Linked DNA regions of Homo sapiens: region 2 is linked to region 1. A link is a loop called in an ENCODE intact Hi-C map of the cell type or tissue named here. Cell type or tissue: heart right ventricle. All regions are shown on one strand. Each heading gives the region's core, and the rest is flanking DNA. Links, peaks and the distances in the headings are about the cores only.

Evidence for each region. Hi-C counts contacts between places; a loop is a spot of excess contacts. Peaks named below come from ENCODE experiments on the same cell type or tissue, not always from the same donor. Only the 100,000 strongest peaks of a DNase experiment are listed, where the experiment ranks them.
Region 2: a loop joins it to region 1, with 2.3 times the contacts of the local background. A loop is called at or near these places in 4 of 110 quality-filtered maps.

What each region holds. Positions count from the first base shown.
Region 1 is chr16:22,792,449-22,797,832 of GRCh38, reverse strand. No RefSeq gene overlaps it. Among named protein-coding and RNA genes, the nearest start is that of HS3ST2, 19 kb to the left of the region's middle. In heart right ventricle, for the core only: no CTCF peak of the experiment used is centred there; no DNase peak of the experiment used is centred there.
Region 2 is chr16:22,719,686-22,725,069 of GRCh38, reverse strand. No RefSeq gene overlaps it. Among named protein-coding and RNA genes, the nearest start is that of HS3ST2, 92 kb to the left of the region's middle. In heart right ventricle, for the core only: no CTCF peak of the experiment used is centred there; a DNase peak (open chromatin) is centred at 3,229.

The DNA.
Region 1 (5,384 bases), core at 95-5,094:
AAGTGCTCCTCTTTCTCCACATCCATACCAGCATTTTTATTGTCTTTTCGATGATAGTCATTCTAACAGGTGTGAGATGGTATCTCATTGTGGTTTTGATTTGCATTCCCCTGATGATTAGTGATGTTAAGCATTTTTTTCAAATACCTGTTGACCATTTGTATGCATTCTTTTGGGAAATGTCTATTCAGATCTTTTGTCCATTTTTAATCAGATTCTTTTTCTACTGAGTCATTTGAATTTCTTATATATTCTGGATATTAATCCCTTGTCAGATCCATAGTTTGCAAATATTTTCTACCATTATCTAAGTTGCCTCTTCACTCTGTTGATTATTTCCTTTGCTGTGAAGAAGCTTTTTGGTTGGGGTTATCTCATTTGTCTATTTTTGCTTTCATTACTGTGCTTTTGAGGTCACTAAAAAATCTTTGCCCGGACCAGCCATGAAGCATTTCTCTTATGTTTTCTTCCAGGAGTTTTATTGTTTCAGGTCTTACATTTAAGTCTTTAATTCATGTTGAGTTGATTTTTGTACATGTTGAGAGATAGTGGTCTAGCCTCATTCTTCTGAATGTGAATACAGTTTTCTCAGAACCGTTTATTAAAGAGGCTGCCTTTTCTCCATTTTGTGTTTTTGGTACCTTTCTCAAAAGTCAGCTGGCTGTAAGTTGGCGGATTTTTTTCTGTGTTCTCTATTCTGCTCCACTGGTCGATGTGTCTATCTTTATGTCAGTACCATGCTATTTTGGCTATCATAGCTTTGAAATATAATTTGAAGTCAGGTAGTGTGAGGCTGCCAGCTTTGATCTTTTTGCTCGAGAATGCTTTGATTATTTGAGGTCTTTTGTTGTTCCATATGAATTTTAAGTTTTTTTTTATTTTTGTGAAGAATGTCATTGGTATTTTGATAGGGACTGCACTAAATCTGTAGATCACTACAGTAGTATAGACATTCTTACAATATTAATTCTCCCAATAACTAGGAGCATGGTACTATTCATAATATTCAAGATATGGAATCAACCTAAGTGTCCAGCAATGAATTCATGGATAAAGAAAATGTGGTATATATGCATAATGGAATACTACTCATCCATAAAAGGAATGAAACCCTGTCATTTGCAGCAACATGGATAAACCTGGAGGACATCATGTTAGGTGAAATAATCCAAGCACAGAAAGACAAATACAGCATGATCTCACTCACAGGTAGAATCTACAGAAATTGATCACATAGATGTAGGGAGTAGAATAATGGTCACCAGGGAAGGGAAGGGGAGAAGTGGGATAAAGAGGGATTGCTCAATGCATGCAAAGTTACATTAAATAGAAAAAATAAGTTCTAATGTTCTGTTCCACAGTAGGATGAGCATGGTTAACAATATTGTATTGCATATTTCAAAATAGCCAGAAGAGAAGACTTGAATGTTCTCACCACAAAGAAATGATAAATGTATGAAGTGATGGACATGCTAAACACCCTGATTTGATTATTACACAAGGTGCACATGTATCAAAACATCACATTGTATCCCATAAATATGTACAATTATTATGTGACAATTAAAAAGTAATCAAGAAATAAAATCTTTAAAAACACTTTCACACATGTATCTCAGAACTTAAAGTATAATTTAAAAAAACCACACATTCAATACACACAACACAATGTTATAACATGCTTTAGATCCTGTTATCTGCCAGAAGCTGAATTTGAGATTTGCTTTCTCTTTGTTTAGAAGAGGAATAAGCAAGAGAGGCGTTAAAGACATTTTAGCACCAGACTGATAGTTCTTGATGTAATCAGAAGGACTGAAAGAGGTTTGTAAAAGAAGAACTTTCTTTGTGAATTGATGGCTGTGTGATGCCTAATATTATCTTGGTACTCGTAAACACCCCACACTTGGAGAAACATTGCTCTAGCCCAATGTTTGCTTTTATTTCTAGTGAGAGCCTTTATATGCCTCTTTTCCTATCTTAGCTGGACCCAAAAGTAAGCTTGAATATGATTTTGGATCCTTTTTCCTTTAAACCAGGCTAACCATCTATTGACCAATAAATCTCCCTGAGAGATTCCAACTTGGTAGGTCTGAATCGCAGCTCAAAAGCTGTATTTCTAAAAAGTGCACCAGGTGATTCCAATGGGAAGACAGCTTTGGGAAACTTTTGCCTAGGATCTATCCTTAAGCAGCAAGGTAATGCCAGTATCCCCAGCAGAACCTGGCTTACCTCACCCTCCCCTCAACCACTCTGCTCAAGTGCCCCCAAACTAAATTCCTCTAAAATGCCTCAGCTATGAAAGGTTCTCCCATCTCTTATCATCTTCCCGCAAAACTGAAAAATCTGTTCTTTATTAATAATCCCTAAAAGCATCCCACCCTAATCCTACACTTGGGGTGTGGAGAGGGGGAGAAGAAAAGAAAGAGACCAGAGAATGCCTGCCTTCTCTCCACCACAAGGGTAACACATGTTCACCTCCCAGTCACTCACCATGTTTTTTTCAGTTTCTACTGGGATTTCTCAGTCCTATCTCTGCAACTTCAACCTCTGTGAATCCTTGGTCCTAAAGAAGGCTGGTGAGAGGAGAGGGTAGCAGGCTAACAGTGTTAAAGTATCATTGAACTCAGCTTACAGAGCACCCTAGGATGTTTTCACCATCCAGTGAACTCATCCTAATGGGTTTTCTGGTTCAGAATCAAACATTTGTAGGCAGCATTGGTCAGGTTTTCTATAGTTAAGGCAGATAGCTGCTAACATATATGTTGATTTGGAGGTGATCTCTACCAGCCTACTCTCTAGAGGATGTCCAGTGTAGAGGTAAACCTTGGAGTTCCTGGAACCAGGCGTACTTGTATTCAAGCCTGTCTGTGCTACTTGCTACCCAAGTGACCTTGACTAAGTGATCTAACCTCTTACCATCTCGGTTTTCTTATCTCTGTTGGGGGTGGCAATAACAAAAGGGACTATGTCTTAGAGTTGTCATGAGAGTAAAAAGTGTAAAGAGATTTGCATGCTGCCTGATAGAAGTGAATGTTCAAAAAAGATTAGCCTTTATTGTGATCAATAGCATTGTCATCATCATCAATCTATGAATTTCTGAGCCGACAATTGGATAATATCATAGTGGACATTTGTTCTTTTAAGCTGCTCAGCTTTGAGCACCTTTCCTATGTTTATGCAATTCCCTACACTAAGTCTTGGTGGCAGGCAAAACCTTAAGCTGAAAAGTGTCAGATTTCACTTTCCTGGACTCCCTTGCAGCTAGGGAAATCCAGACTCTGGCTGTGTCCCTTCCCATGGGGTGAGGAGTCCACAGGGCCAGGAGATGTGTTCATCTATGACCCCCCCTGCCCACCTTATAGACCACATTCCAGGTATCCTGGATCCTGGAATATCTGGTCAAACAGCTTCAATTCATTTCCAAGCCTGTACAGTCTCCTCCCCAAATCCATTATTTAGAGGGTGGACTGCATGCATATCCTGAGGCTCAAAGGGTGGCCACGAAGTGACTGTTTGCAGGGACAGGATGGGGGTAGTGTGTGGATGGTGCTTGGATGCTTACATGCCTGTGTATAAGGCAACTTAAAGTGGAGAACGAGTCAGTGGTGGAAAGAGAAAGGGGTTGAGCCACCTACCAGGCTGGCTCTCCCTCTGCCATCACCTTCATTTGAACTGGGCCTTTCAGGATGTTCTGAAGGCATATTATAGAATATATTTTATGTAATAGTTTCCTAGGTTTGGTTTATAACTTCTAAATGTTTAAGCATACAGTAGTTTGGCCTTCAATTGTGCTCTTGCTCTAAGTCCTGAAAATGTTAGGAATTGTCTGTGCACCTGCTCTGGTCTTTGAATCAGGAGCAAAAGACACAAGGAAGCAAGGACTACAGAGAGTCTCCACCCACCACTGTTTGTGTGTGTGGTGGGGGGAGGCAGTGTGTGTGTGTGTGTCTGTGTGGCAGTGTGTGTGTGTGTCTTTGTGGCTGTGTGTGTGTGTTTGTCTGCATGGCAGTGGCAGCTGCAGCAAGATTAACATTCCAAAGGCAAGTGGTAGCACGAAGAATGGGGTCTTTCAGAGTCCATTGCTGGTGGTGTTGATGGCAAGCTGCATCTACTGCTGGGGTAGCAGCAGCAGTACCCTAACTAGACCATTTTTGAGAGGATATGGCCAGAGATTTCTACTGGTCAGCCTCTTTTTTTGCTTGTCTCCACTTTTCCCTTTCTCCAGACATCTCAGCAATTCTATGAACTACCCAACAGCATTTTATTCTCTCTTTTAAAAGGTTTACTTATTTCCACCCCTTGAGTCCATGTGTCCAGTAGAAAAAACAATAGAACACTCAAGGAAATAAAAGAAAGTTACAATTAAAGTTACCCACAATCTTGTCACCCTGAAGAATTGACTGTTATCATTTCAGCATAACCTTCCAGATTTTATATGTAACCATTAATATAGACATACAAAATTACAAAAATAATTCATAGAGTATATTCTGCTTTGCAACCTAATTTTTTCACAAAACCGTATATTGTGGACATCTTTATATGCCAATGCATTTTTCTTTTATATTTTTATTATGAATTTTTTTGAGACAGAGTCTCAGTCTGTCACCTGGGCTGGAGTGCAGTGGTGTGATCCCAGTTCACTGCAACCTCTACCCCCAGGGTTCAAGTGATTCTCATGCCTCAACCTCCCAAGTAGCTGGGATTACAGGCCCCGCCACCACACCCAGCTAATTTTTGTATTTTTGATGGCAACGGGATTTTGCCTTATTGGCCAGGCTGGTCTTAAACTCTTGACCTCAAGTGATCCGCCTACCTCGGCCTCCCAAAGTGCTAGGATTACAGGCGTCAGCCACTGTACCTGACCCATTTTTCTTTTTGTTAATTCAATTTGCTATTTTGAGTAATTTGTAGATTCACATGCAATTGTACGACATAATACAAGGAGAGCCCATGTATCCTTTACCCAATTTCTCCCAGTGGTGACATCTTGGAAAACTATTGTATCACAACCAGGATATTGACCTTTTTTTTTTTTTTTTTTTTGAGACAGGGTCTTGCTCTGTTGCCGAGTCTGGAGTGCAGTGATGCTATCATAGCTCCCTGTAGCCTCAAACTCCTGGGATCAAACGATCCTCCTGCCTTAGCCTCCTGAGTAGCTGGGATTACAGATGCAGGCAAATGCATCCAGCTAATTTTTAAATTTAGACCTTGACATTAATCCACTGATATTATTCAGATTTCCCCTGTTTTACTTGTGCTCATTTGTGTGTGTATTTAGTTGAATATGGTATTATTGTGTTCATTTATCCACCATCACAGTCAAGATACAGAACAGTTCCATCATCACAAGGATCTTTCATGTGTCCTTTAATAACCTCACC
Region 2 (5,384 bases), core at 148-5,147, 73 kb after region 1:
TCTGAATGAGTGAATGAATGAATGAATATCCTATTGGTTCCGTTGTTTCTCTGGAGAACCCTGAGTAACACTGACTACTCACTGACTATGTAACCTCTCTGTGCCTCAGTTTCCTCATTTTTTAAATAGGGAAAATAATAATCCTCTATTAAATGTTAGTTATCATTATTGTTGTTGTTATTATTACAACATACTGCCAAGCACTGCTAGGGGAAAAGCATACATCATACAAGCACAAATGTGGAGACTTCAAATTCAACTCCAGTTTTGCTGGGTCACTCAGCATTCAGGGAAATCCTTTTTTTAAAATTTGAAATAGAGATAATTTAATTTATGAAGTCGTTTATGCAGATGTTAGAAGAGCTCATAAGCCTCAGGTAAGAGGAGATGTTTTTGCCATTCTTTCACTACAGGGGGAAAAGCAGAAGGCAGAGTTACTGGACGGGAATAAATGAGGACAACCCGGAACTGCGTGGAGGAACCTGGAGTCATGGAAGAGAAGTAGCTGCTGATGGAAACCACACTTAAAGCACAGGGAAAAAAAAGGGAGAAATACTCGCCTTTTTGCCTTATTCTGCCTTCCAAGCTCCAGCCAGTTCTTAATAGGGGCCATATGCTGCCAAGATTTAGCTGACAAGGTAGCCTGGGAAACACTACCTGCAGGGGTGAAGACCTGCCATACACATAGAGCAAGGGAATCACGAAGAATGGATCAGGAAGCACAAGGCCATGCACTATGTAGGCATACAATAGTTGTCTCACACTGAGCAAATGCAAAACCTACCTGCTGATGTTTATCCATGATCCTACTTCGCTCACAATTAGTGCGCCTCAGTGGAAACATCATCTTTTTTTTTTTCACTTTTTTTTTTTTTAACTGTACTTTCAGTTCTGGGATACATGTGCGGAATGTGCAGGTTTGTTACATACGAATACATGCGCCATGGTGGTTTGCCACACCCATCAACCCATCATCTACATTAGGTATTTCTCCTAATGCTATCCCTCCCTGGGAAATCCATTTATACTCCCCTTGTCATCTCCCTCTCCTGTACCCCTCAGCAGCTGATGAGCTTGAAACCCACGTGATCACTTCTCTGTCCCCTAAGTTGGCCCCAGCCCCCTTGGATTGGACCCTGCCTTCCATTTTGTAGAGAAAAGTATGGCTCTCAGCCATGAACTTGTTAATTAATTTTGTTTCATACCCTTATCCTTTTCATCTTGCGCCCTCTCCCTCCTTAGGGACATTCTTCCCCCATTAACTTTTTGGTTTTTTTTTTTTTTTTTTTTTTCCTTTTTGACACGGAGTCTTGCTCTGTCATCCAGGCTGGAGTGTAGTGCAATCTTGACTCATTGCAACCTCCTCCTCCCAGGTTCAAGTTCTTCTCGTGCCTCAGCCTCAGCCTCTGGAGTAGCTGGGATTACAGGTGTGTGCCACTACACCCGGTTAATTTTTGTATTTTTAGTAAAGATGGGGTTTCACCATGTTGGCCAGGCTGGTCTCGAACTCCTGACCTCAAGTGATCTACCCGCCTTGGCCTCCCAAAGTGCTGGTGAGAGGTGACAGCGTGTTGGCAGCCCTGGCAGCCCTCGTATCCCTCGTTTGCTCTCAGAGCCTCCTCGGCCTTGGTGTCCGCTCTGGCCATGCTCGAGGAGCCCTTCAGCCCACCACTGCGCTGTGGAGGCCCCTCTCTGGGCTGGCCGAGGCCAGAGCCGGCTCCCTGAGCTTGCGGGGAGGTGTGGAGGGAGAGGCACGGGCAGGAACCGAGGCTGCGTGCGGCGCTTGCTGGCCAGCGCGAGTTCCAGGTAGGCGTGGGCTCAGCGGGCCGGCACTCGGAGCTGCTGGCCAGCGCCACCGGCCCCGGGTGGTAAGGGGCGTAGCACTCAGGCCAGCAGCTGTGGAGGGTGCGACGGGTGCCCCAGGAGTGCCCGCCGGCCGACATTGCGCTCAAATTCTCACCAAGCCTCAGCTGCCTCCCCACGTGGGCTCCTGCGTGGCCGAGCCTCCCCGACAAGCTCCGCTCCCTGCTCCACGGCACCCGGTCCCATCCACCGCCCAAGGGCTGAGGAGTGTGGGCGCAGGCTAGGCGCGGGACTAGTGGGCAGCTCCACTGGTGGCCCTGGTGCGGGATCCACTGGGTGAAGCCAGCTGGGCTCCTGAGTGTAGTGGGGACTTCGAGAACCTTTATGTCTAGCTAAGGGATTGTAAATACACCAATCAGCACTCTGTGTCTAGCTCAAGGATTGTAAATGCACCAATCAGCACCCTGTGTCTAGCTCAGGGTTTGTGAATGCACCAATCAGTGCTCTGTGCCTAGCTAATCTAGCGGGACTTGGAGAACTTTTGTGTCTAGCTCAGGGATTGTAAACGCACCAATCAGCACCCTGTCAAAACAGACCAACCAGCTCTCTGTAAAACAGACCAATGAGTTCTCTGTAAAATGGACCAATCAGCAGGATGTGGGTGGGGCTAGATAAGGGAATAAAAGCAGCCAGCAGCAGCTGCCCGAGCCAGTAGTGGCTACCTGCTCAGGTCGTATTCCACGCTGTAGAAGCTTTGTTCTTTGGCTCTTTGCAAAAAATCTTGCTGCTGCTCAGTCTTTGGGTCTGCACTACCTTTACGAGCTGTAACACTCACTGCCAAGGTCTGCAGCTTCACTCTTGAAGCCAGCGAGACCATGAACCCACCATGAGAAATGAACAACTATGGATGTGCTGCCTTTAGAGCTGTAAACACTCACTGTGAAGGTCTGCGACTTCACTCCTGAAACCAGCGAGATCACAAACCCACTAGAAGGAAGACACTCCGAACGTATCCAAACATCAGAAGGAACGAATTCTGGACACATCACCTTTAAGAACTGTAACACCACGAGGGTCCGCGGCTTCATTCTTGAAGTCAGTGAGACCAAGCACCCACTAAGTCTGGACACACGGGGATTACAGGCATCAGCCACCGTGCCCAGTCCACTTTTCCTTCTTTTTCAGGTTCTAGCCTCTCCCTTTCCCATTGCTCCTTCTACTTTAACCAAAAATCAGGCCTGAGGCCATCATGTTAGAGGCATGGCTGGGTCCTCCTCCTCCCTGGTGCCCGATTCTCCTCCTACCCCACTTGTCAAGCTCTCTCAAATGCTGATCTGCACCTGCCATTTCCTGGCTTTAGTGCCACTCCCTCCAGAGCAGCTGGTGAAAGGAAATGAGCCATGCAGATTGCTGGGGTCGGAATATTCTAGACAGAGGGATCAAAATGCGCAGGTTCGGAGGTGGGAGTGTGCTTGGTTTCGTTGAGGAACAAACATCCAGGCCAGTGTGGAACAGAGGGAGAAAGGAAGAGCGTCTTGGCAGTGAAACCCAGGCAGCAGCTGTGGTCCAGATGTGGCAGCAGGGAGTTGGCTTTGACTCTGAAGTGGAGAGGTATGGGGGCGGTGGGGGGGAGGTGTGTGGTTAGAATACAAGTGGTGTGCTCTGACTTACATTTTAAATGTCTCCTTTGGCAGAGAGGCAATAGCAGAAACAGGGAGACCCATCAGAAGGCAATTACAATAACGCAGGCAAGAGAAGACAGGGCTTAGATCGGAATGGAAGCATCGCAGGCATCGAGAGATGCAGTCTAATTGGATATATTTTGAAGGCAGAGCCAAGAGAATCATCTGGTTCTATGGACATGGACTGTCCGAGAAAGAGAAACATGAAGGATGCCCCCAAGGCTTTGTCCTTCCTCACCTGCCACCCACCCATATTGCTGCCACCTGCGGCCACCTGGCCTCCTTCCCCAGGGCTGTCATAAGCGTTGCTTTTATAACAGCCTAAAATGTAAAACTCTAGCCTAAATTTGTCCCTAAAATTGCAAAGGTAAATATATATAATAAGATAATCATAGCAGGAAGACAGGGAAGAGAAAAAAAATGTGGCCGGGCACTGTGACTCACGCCTGTAATCCCAGCACTTTGGGAGGCCAAGGCAGGTAGATCACCTGAGGTCAGGAGCTTGAAATCACCCTGGCCAACATGGCGAAACCCTGTCTCTACTAAAAATACAAAATTAGCCGAACGTGGTGGTACATGCCTGTAATTCCAGCTACTGCAGAGGCTGAGGCAGGAGAATCACTTGAAACCGGGAGGCAGAGGTTGCAGTGAGCTGAGATCCTGCCATTGCACTCTAGCCTGGAAAACAAGAGTGAAACTCTGTCTCAAAAAAAAAGAAAAAGGAATGTAGTGAAAAATTAGTTAAATCCTCATCCGTCATGGCTGGCAGTCAATACATAATGTCCACAATTGATAAATCAAGAAACAACAGTTTTTGCATATTATGTAGAGATGTGGAGGTAACTACTAGAAGAAATATTTTGACCGGGTGCAGTGGCTCACACCAGCACTTTGGGAGGCCAAGGCGGGCAGAGCACATGAGGTCAGGAGTTCAAGACTAGCCTGCTCAACACAGTAAAATCCTGTCTTTACTAAAAATACAAAAATCAGCCTGGCATGGTGGCATGTCCCTGTAATGCCGGCTACTCAGGAGGCTAAGGTGGGAGGATCACTTGAACCTGGGGGCAGAGGTTGCAATGAGCCAAAATCACGCCTCTGCACTCCAACCTGGGTGACAGAGCAAGGCTCCATCTCAGAAACAAAAACGAAAAAAAACTATTTGTATTGTTTTGTTTCTTCCCCTCCACCCTCTTTTTTTTTTTTTACAGTGAACATATATTATTTTCGTTTAAAAATTTTTAAAAGCTCTTCTAGTCTAACAATTCTTCAGCTCAAGTCTCGTCATATCCTCCTGTGTTTAACCAGTGGTTACATTTCTTTATTTATTCAGCCTTTTTAAAATTCCCTTTATTGGCATTATAATGTTGATCTTGCCATAAATTTTTTAAAGAGCTTCAGCAAAACAGAAATGCTTTAGCTCCCAAATGACACTGCCTGTAAACACCGTTTATAAGCTTGTTTCCTGTAACATTTTTTGAGTAAAAGAGCTTAGAGTTTCAGATCAAATGAGCTGTTTGTATGTTTTGGGTTTTCTTTGACATAGCTCATGGCATATCTGTGTGTGCTGAATTTGCAAACGTGACATGGAAACGATGACAGAGAACTAATTGGCATTGTTTCCAATTATTAAGCTGCTTGTTAAATATTCATACAAAACAAAACCAATCTTGGATGGCTCTGTGATTCCTAAAGCCCGAAGTGACTGGCTAAATGGCTTTTGCAATCTGGACCTACAATCTTGTCCTATGTCACTTTACTAATCATACCCTTCTTCTCCATTTCTGCTCACCCTAAGCCCTTTGTCACTCTGGACAGTAAACACTTTCCACCCTATAGGCTTTACCTGTGCAAGTTCCCCAGGCAGTCTCTTCATTCAAGGCCTAACTGAAACATCCCCTT